Regions from separate parts of the Homo sapiens genome. Here region 2 is linked to region 1. The links are chromatin contacts, found by Hi-C or POLR2A ChIA-PET in ENCODE. All regions are on one chromosome and are shown on one strand. Each heading gives the region's core, a stretch centred on a gene start or an enhancer-like site at or near the end of the contact. The rest is flanking DNA. Distances are from core to core; before and after follow the strand shown. Region 1 holds the start of MTNR1B (melatonin receptor 1B). Region 2 has its middle 85 kb from the start of MTNR1B.

Region 1 (4,145 bases), core at 746-3,245:
AGACCTGCTCTAAATACTCAATAAGTCAGGGACAGAAGGGGCCAATGTCAGAACCAGGAGGACCCATTTCTCCCCCATAGAGCCAGGAGTTGTCTCCCTTTTGCTTCCCTGTGCTGGAAATGAATGTTTATGATGGCTGCAAGGGACAATGTGTCAAAAATATTAAATGCAGTTTTCTAATCATAACCTGTTTTTCCCTAATATATAAGCTTTTCTTCAAAGGACACAATATTTTGAACAATGTATTCCAGAAAACAGCCACCACTACTGAAGTGAGTTAGAAAGTTTACTTCTTCTTAATAATGTTATGTTTCCCATATGATGGCTGGATACTCACAGTTGGAGGAGTTTCTTGTTTGTTTTTTTAGCTAAAAATCCTAGAGTTGGCCGGGCGCAGTGGCTCATGCCTGTAATTCCAGCACTTTGGGAGGCCGAGGCGGGTGGATCACTTGAGGTCAGGAGTTCGAGACCAGCCTGGCCAACATGGTGAAATACTGTGTCTACCAAAAATATAAAAAATTACCTGGGTGTAGTGGCGAGCGCCTGTAATCCCAGCTACTCGGGAGGCTGAGGCAAGAGAATCCCTTGAACCTGGGAGGCAGAGGTTGCAGTGAGCCTAGACCATGCCACTGCACTCCAGCCTGGGTGACAGAGTGAGAGACTCCATCTCAAAAAAAAAAAATTTCTAGAGTCACAGGCCACACCAAATACATATTACTATTTGCTAAAAATGGTCTGACTCCTTAGAAAAGCATTTTTAAGCTATATGGTTGTTTTACTGCTGCTATCTTTCCATTTTAATTCACTCTAATATTTGAATTTGCTCCCAAGGCCCAACTTGAAGAAACTGCAAAATTAACAAACAGGTGACTGAGCTCCTTCCTAAGCTGAAGTGGTCATCATGCCCCATGACCTGTGAGGGCTAGAGTTCAGATACTGCCCCCCACTCTGGTTTTGTTTCTTTGAAGACCTGACTAGGGGAATATTGAAATGAGAGTGGATTGAAATAGGAAAAATATTTTCAGGATTACAACACGATTTAGCCAAATCATTGCTTTAATTTTCACAGTTAATCCCAGGAATTCCCAGTCTTCGGAAAAGACCACAATATTTCAAAGCAATTTAGTTCAGTCCAAGCAGAATCTGCAATTTCTGCATTTACTCTCCGTCAACTGGAATTGGGTCTTCAGATGACCTGGAGATAAGTTTTTGACACAAAACCTACTGAAATGCTTCCATTGATTAACTCATTTTTTCAGCAAGGATTTTCTAAGCGACTACTACATAAAGCTACAGTGCTTGGCAAGGAAGGAAGTGGGATGTCAAGTACAGGTGGTGAGATTTCTGTGGCCTGATGTGGGCACCTCTGGAAAGACACGCATTGGAGCGCGACGGGGTAGCGATGGCATCCAGCAGCGTGGGTTCCCACAGCGCCGGCGCCCGGCCAAAAAGCGCGCCAGTAAAACTTTCCGCAATTCCCTCTGTGCCAAGCGCGTCCTGGGCAGCCGCACTTCGGAGGGGCAAAACTCACCCTAACTTTTGAGTGCAGAGTCAAACTTAAGGAATAGGTTAGAGTGAAGGGAAAGGGGAGCCCGGGCTGAGGAGGGAAAAGGCAGCGCATATCCCGGGGTCAGGGACAAGATCAGAAGACAAGGAAGGGCCCGATGCCAGCACCCAGCATCAGGAATGGTGCTCACCTGCGTTCCGGAGCTTGCGGTTCCTGAGCACGGAGAGGATCACCAGGAGGTTGCCCACGACGTCCACGGCGGTGGTGACGATGAGCACCGCGGACAGCGCTGGAGCCACCCAGGGAGGTCGAGGGGTCCTGGAGGGCCGCGCGCTGCCAGCCCCCGACCAGCCCGGGCGCACTGCCCACCCGCCCGCCTCGCAGCAGTTGGCGAAGGAGCCGTTCTCTGACATCGCAGACTCTCCCGCGCTGTGCTTTGGCCACCGCGCGGCCCCGGACAGCCGCAGGGCGCGCGCAGTACTGAGCCGGGCGCTCTCTTCCCTGCCCAGCTCGCGTGTGCAAGGGAGGAGGCCAGTGGGGAGGGGTCTGGAGGAGATAACTAATTAAGCGTGGGCAGGGGATGGAGAAAAATATAGGAATGGGAGGAGGACTTGGGGTGCAGCCGTTGTAGAAGGGAGTGCGTCCCTCAGCGGTGCGCTCAGGAACAGCTGGGACCGCACAGCTGTCTCTGCCACCCCGAGCCCAGCAGGTGCCTGGCCCACCTCAGGCTGCGGAGCGCGTCTAGCTTCTGTCCCTGAGTATATAGCCACACCCGAGACCCCGATTTCCTCCACAGCGTCCCCAAGAGAAGCTGTGTCTAGGTAGGGACGTCCAACCCAGGTTGATAGACTGGAGAAGGTGCTGATGGTAGGGACCTCCCATCAGTTGTCAAGAAAGGCAAGGTTTGACGTCCCATAGGGCTGTGCAGCCCGAAAGAGAATGCAACTCCTAAGATGTGGGGACAGAGCCCAGAACAAAGTAGGGTAGACTGTTATATTCTAGGGAGCTGCAGAAAAATACGAACCTAGCCATTTTCCAAGCACTCGCTGGGTATTGTGGGGGGCATTGATGATGTCTCTACTGGGTCCTCTTTATAAAGCCAATACTTTAACATATTTACCAACATATATTTACACATAATACTTAAATAGATGTATGGCCAATATTGGGGGTTATGATGTGGTTTTTGGAGGGGTTAGGACAAGAAGAAGATTGAGGCATGATTACAATAAAGAAGGAACTCAGGTGCCCTTTATTAAAAATGTTTGAGTCGTGATCTGGTGATAATAATAATAGATAACTTCTAATGGGGGCTAATCTTATGACCCCAAAGCACTTTTCACACCCATTAGAATCACTAAAATCAAAATGACTGATTATCCTATATTTGTGGAGGAAGTTAAGCAACCAGAACCCTCATACACTGCTTTTATGAGAATGCAAAATGGTATAGCCACTTTGAAGAGCTGTCTGTTAGCTCCTAATAAAGTTAAATATACACCTATTCTATGACCAGAAGTTCCAAATGAAAAGGAAAGTATATTTCCACCAAAAGACCTGTACAAGAATGTCCAGAGCAGCCTTGTTTATAGGAGCTCAAATCTGGTAACACCTGCAATTTCCACCAACAGAAGAATGGATAAGCAAATTATGGTATGACCTTGCAATGGAATACTACTCAGCAATAAAGATGATTGACCTACACAACAGCATGGATTAATCACAAATATGTTGTATTGAACAAAAGAAGCCAGATACCAAAAAATATATACCATATTATTCCAGTTATAGGAAGTCCAAAATCAGGGAAAATTAATCTATTTTCTAATAGAAATCAGAAAAGTGGTTACATTTGAGGGTGGGTATTGAGAAACAAACACCAAAAAATTTCTGGATTGTTATTTTTACATATGTTATTTTACGTAAGTTATATTGCCCCTCTCCTTTAAAGGGGGGAAAAAAAGAAGGAAGGATGCAGTGGAGACGGAGGGGCTGATGATGCAGAGGCATGAGTGGATGTTGAAGGGAAGGGAGAGGGAAGGGAGAGGTGAAGTGAGCTCATCCTTGAAGTGAGCTAATCCAGAACTCCTTAAAGTGAGCTCATCCAAAACCCAAGGAAGAAATATTATTTGTTAGGAGAGGGAGGCTTTCTTTCTTGTAGTAGAAAGGAATCAGAAGCCAGATGCAAATTCAGATGCACTTCTAAACTGGTGTGAGGAAAGAAGAGAACTCTTGTCTGGCTTCTGTATTCTCAGGGAGATAGAGGCTACCCATTAGCCAGGATTCAGGGGAACAGTGTAGGAGATTTGAAGACAAAAAAAAGATATGAAGGAGCACTTCAGAAAGTGGAAACATTAACTAGTAAAGTATAACAGGCGTGTCAGGAGCATGAATGTCCCCCTGCAGCTTGAGATGATGGCTTCAAATGATGCCACTCAGCCTGGCCAGTGGTTGTTAATCAGCAACTTGGAGCTACTCAGGACAGGCATGGAGAAGGCAGAGTGAATTTCAGTCAGGATTGGGGTCTGCTGGGTAGGAGCAAATAACAGAAGAAAGTTCAGGGGCCTGGTGAGAAGATGGATCCTGGGGTTTACATTAATGAGGGGTGATGAGAAAACAGAGGGGCTGATGGGCTGTG
Region 2 (4,136 bases), core at 389-2,888, 85 kb before region 1:
CTATGTAACAAACGTTCACATCTTGCACATGTACCCTTGAACCTAAAATAAAAGTAAAAAAAATGCAGTCAGGAGAGTGGGGCTCTGTGGATATTGACATCCTTCCCGAGGCATCAGGTTCAGAGCAATCTCTCACTAAGTAACTGTCTACTGTAATGTACTCATCCTAAGACTTTGAATTGTGGTTGTAAACAGTCTTGAAAATCAGTAGCAATAAATGCATTTAAATATTATTAAAATTGGTCCCCAAGCTCTCCCTCTAACTTCACTTGAACATGAGTGCTGCATAATTTAATATGAGGTGTGTAGCCTTGTTTCTTGTACACGTTCAGAGTATTTTGGGGGTCCAAAACCAAAGATACTTATCCTTCAAAAAAGCCCTCCACATATTCCAATTAATACTCAGGGTCTTTTTCAAATTCTTGGTATTAGCTCCCCGTTAGTCATATTGATAATATCCCTTGTGTATTATAATCTTTCTAGTCTTAAATGCTTCTCAGCAGCCATGAACTCTTCAGATTATCTCCATGAGGATTAAACAACAGAAACTACCTGGACAAGAATCACAGAATCTAATGAGATTCTAGTTTGCTCCTACAAAGGTCTACAGAAAAGAAAATGTGATGACCAAGAGTAATGATAGGTAGTTGGTCACACTCTGAGTTCAGCTGAGAGAATCACTGGAAGAAAGCAATGGTTAAAAAAAAAAATGGAGGTCATAGTTTAGATATAATCCAAGGCCAATTGCCCATAGCCAGGTAGCCAAAGCTGAAGTCATCCTAATTTTTCAGAAATGGTAGCCCTAATCATAAATGAAACACAAAATAAAAGCTTTACGTTTTTGCCAGCAGGATTCGGTAAAAGTAAACTAATCAGCAAAAGTCAGATCAGCTTAAACAGCTCTACTTGCCCTAAAAGAATGTTAATGTGTAACAACCAATTACAAAAAAGGTCACAATACTTCCTCCTTAATGCTTTATAAACTGCACAGTAACTGTTGTAAGCAGAGCTTCTTTTTTTTTTTTTTTTTTTTTGAGACAGAGTCTCACTCTGTCGCCCATGCTGGAGTGCAGTGGCGCCATCTCGGCTCACTGCAAACTCCGCCTCCCAGGTTCACCCCATTCTCCTGCCTCAGCCTCCCGAGTAGCTGGGACTACAGGCGCCCGCTACCATGCCCGGCTAATGTTTTGTATTTTTAGTAGAGACAGGGTTTCACCATGTTAGCCAGGATGGTCTTGATCTCCTGACCTCATGATCCACCTGCCTTGGCCTCCCAAAGTGCTGGGATTACAGGCGTGAGCCACCACGCCTGGCCATAAGCAGAGCTTCTTACCTCTTCTGGTTTGAAGCCTCCCAGTTCCCCAGCTATTCTTTTGAGTGCACAATAAACTCTTACAATTTTTAAATCTGATCTGATTTTTTTGACAAAACTTTCATTCCTGTGTCTTTGAGGAAGTGCACCAAAAGCACTCACCACTCCGTGTCTCTCTTGAAAGCTAATCTCTGTGGTGGTGTTTTTCCACTGTGCCAATCTGAAGAGGCCCAGAGGAGGGAGAAACAGTGTAGGCCACTTTTCATGCTGTGATGACAGACAGCTGAATCATCCTGAATGTGTGCAATTGCATGGGTGTTTATTACTACAAGTTACATGGTGTTTGCCACAGATATGAGTCAACCCAGGAGCATCCTCATATTTGTCATCTTGTAATAATAATCAGAGTATGAAAGTACAAAAACCATTTGGGGGCGTTGATGACCTCTCAGAAACAGAGCTTTCCCATCCACCATGGCCACATTAATAGAAACATCTCTTTATTTTCAGATGATTTACTTTTTAATTAAAAATTATTTTGTAGATTAGATGTGATTCCAGGTTATTACAGTATTTATAGCATTGTCATGTATTTGCGTTTTTATATTTTCTCTGGTAACAAAGAGATGGAAGTACATATACAGTCATAAGTATACTCAAAAAAGTGAATTTCTTATATGAATGCCACCACCTCATTAGTTTCCATCAAAAAAAAAAATTAAACTAATTCAGTAAAATAACTTTGGGTAACAACCATGTGCTGGAAAAAAAAAGAAAAAAGAAACATCTCTCCTCTGTATCTTTTTTTCTGAAAGAAAGACCCTGAGCCTTGTGAACTATCCCCACCTGCACCAGCAGTGTCCTACCTTAGCAACACTTTGTAAGAGCTCCGGCAAGACATGAGTGAGTCTCCAAGTGATGAGAATCCACCCGATGCTGATTACTACAATGAATCATCTGAGTAGGAAGAACAGATTTTACCTTTTCATGTACACTCCCAATTTTATCCTTTACCGCTATCAACCTATGATCAGTATACTTTGAAATACTCTGCAACCAGGGATTCCACAGCACAGAAATGGGTGAGGACGATGGGCTATTTACACCTTCTCTTGATAATGGGAGCTGGAATGAAAACCTCTGGGTCTTGCACTGACCATAAGTCTCTGCAAACTCCTGATGATCACCTCACATGTCAGGGGTCTGTATAAGATAGTGTCTGGTTTGGATTTCCAAAAGAAAATGTGGGGTCATATTCAGCACAATAACAATTTCACATAGGAATTCTCGGTTTCTGAAAATAAATAAATAAATAAATAAATAAATAAATAAATAAATAAATAAAACCTCCCCATCATTACTCTTGGCTACTTCAGCCTCCTTCCCCATAGCTCCTGTGTGGTCCCCAGAGCCCCAGAGCCCATGTTTCTGATGCATTGTGTGGGGGAACTGCACAAAGCATCTCCCCACTGTATCTCAGGAAAGCTGGGGGCAGCCCCGTGGCAGTTTGGTGCTGCTAAAGCTTGTATCACAGGCTGACAACAGAGATGCCCTCTCTATCCTAGGGACTGAGGCTTCTATGGCAGCAAAACAACAACAAAAAATATAAAGAAATAGCCAGCAGCTCTGTCTCAACCAAATCCTTGGGGCTGTCGGATACATTCTCCCTAAACACTGTACCTTAACATCATCTGCTGTATTCATAATAATCCGTGTTTCTAACTTCAATTCTTTTATTGTGAGCATCTAAGCATTTCCTTCATGATGGATGATAGCTTTGCTGTGTTAACATCATGGTGACTTTTCTTTCCCTTTCAGCCAACTACAGCAGTATTATCATCTATCTACATACTAATATTTAAACATACATATTTGTGATTTTAAAGTTTCCGACAACACATACTTGTAGCACAATTTCCAGCTATTAGCAGACAAACCACTTGCACTTTTTTGCTGATCTAGGGGTGTCAGAGGTGGTATTGGCATCTGATTACTCATTTTTCTTGCAGCTTCTGTCACATTCATACAACAAACAGCCATGATCATTATATAGAAGACAGAAATATATTTCCCAGAAATATTTTTTTTTGTTGGCGGGGGGAAAGAGCTTAGAGTCCTCAACCAATTTCAAACATACTTCCCTACTGAACCTTGAAAATAAAACATCTTCATTCACCTTGTCCTGTATGGTATAATTGGACACATGGGTGGAAGGGGTACAACAAAATTCCACCAAGCATTATTGAAACATGTAAGAACTGCCTCATAGTCGCCCCCAAACTATTTGCTTCAGATTGCTGTAAGCAAATCTGAGGTTTGCAAAAGTGAGGCTCAGGGACCTATCTGGGTGAACTGATGGGGTTATTGGGTGGGCCATCCATTCAGCCCCTAATGTGGAGAAGAAAGGAATGGGCTAAAGTTACCGCCCCACATCCATAGGCAAAAAATGAAACATGAATTGAGAGGCATCTCTCACCTTCGGATAACCAGACTAATTACTATAAAAATAGTCATCTCTTTTTTTGTGGCCATCGCCGAAGTGGCAGTGACCAAAATGAAATTCAATCCATTTATCACTATAGACTGAATCAAGAACCATAAAGGACATTTCAATAAGCCTTCCCACATTCTCAGGAGGATTACATTTTCCCTTCTTTCCAAAGAGCTAAGACAGAGTACGATGTTCAATCCATGCCCATCTGAAAGGATGATGAAGTTCAGTTGTGTGAGGACACTATAAAGGTCAGCAAATTGGCAAAGTAATCCAGGTTTACAGGATGAAATATGTCATCTACATTGAACAGGTGCGGTGGAAAAAAAGCTA

The links. A loop is a pair of places that touch in the nucleus more often than their neighbours do. ChIA-PET counts read pairs that join two places held with the same protein, here RNA polymerase II (POLR2A). Pooled maps may share reads with other maps.
Region 2: a loop to region 1 is called in a pooled map, with 7 times the contacts of the local background. The contact joins the enhancer-like site here to the promoter of MTNR1B in region 1. A Hi-C loop is called at or near these places in 1 of 168 maps with a recorded cell type or tissue (mammary epithelial cell) and 7 of 50 pooled maps. POLR2A ChIA-PET finds 5 or more read pairs at or near these places in 4 of 52 experiments (A673, MCF 10A, PC-9 and 1 more).

Annotation. Positions count from the first base shown.
Region 1 is chr11:92,967,501-92,971,645 of GRCh38, reverse strand. MTNR1B (melatonin receptor 1B) reads right to left here and starts at 1,995. Exons shown (of 2, transcript NM_005959.5): 1 at 1,698-1,995. The coding sequence starts at 1,920. It overlaps LOC124902733 (a long non-coding RNA gene), which reads right to left. Exons shown (of 2, transcript XR_007062838.1): 2 at 2,731-4,145. RefSeq lists an enhancer at 948-1,447.
Region 2 is chr11:93,052,558-93,056,693 of GRCh38, reverse strand. It overlaps the pseudogene RPL26P31. Among named protein-coding and RNA genes, the nearest start is that of MTNR1B, 85 kb to the right of the region's middle. RefSeq lists an enhancer at 1,148-2,347. Within about 2 kb of position 1,638, at least 3 of the 41 ENCODE cell types and tissues checked have a DNase peak (open chromatin) inside an H3K27ac peak, as active enhancers do; they include PC-9 and mammary epithelial cell, where a contact is called at or near this core.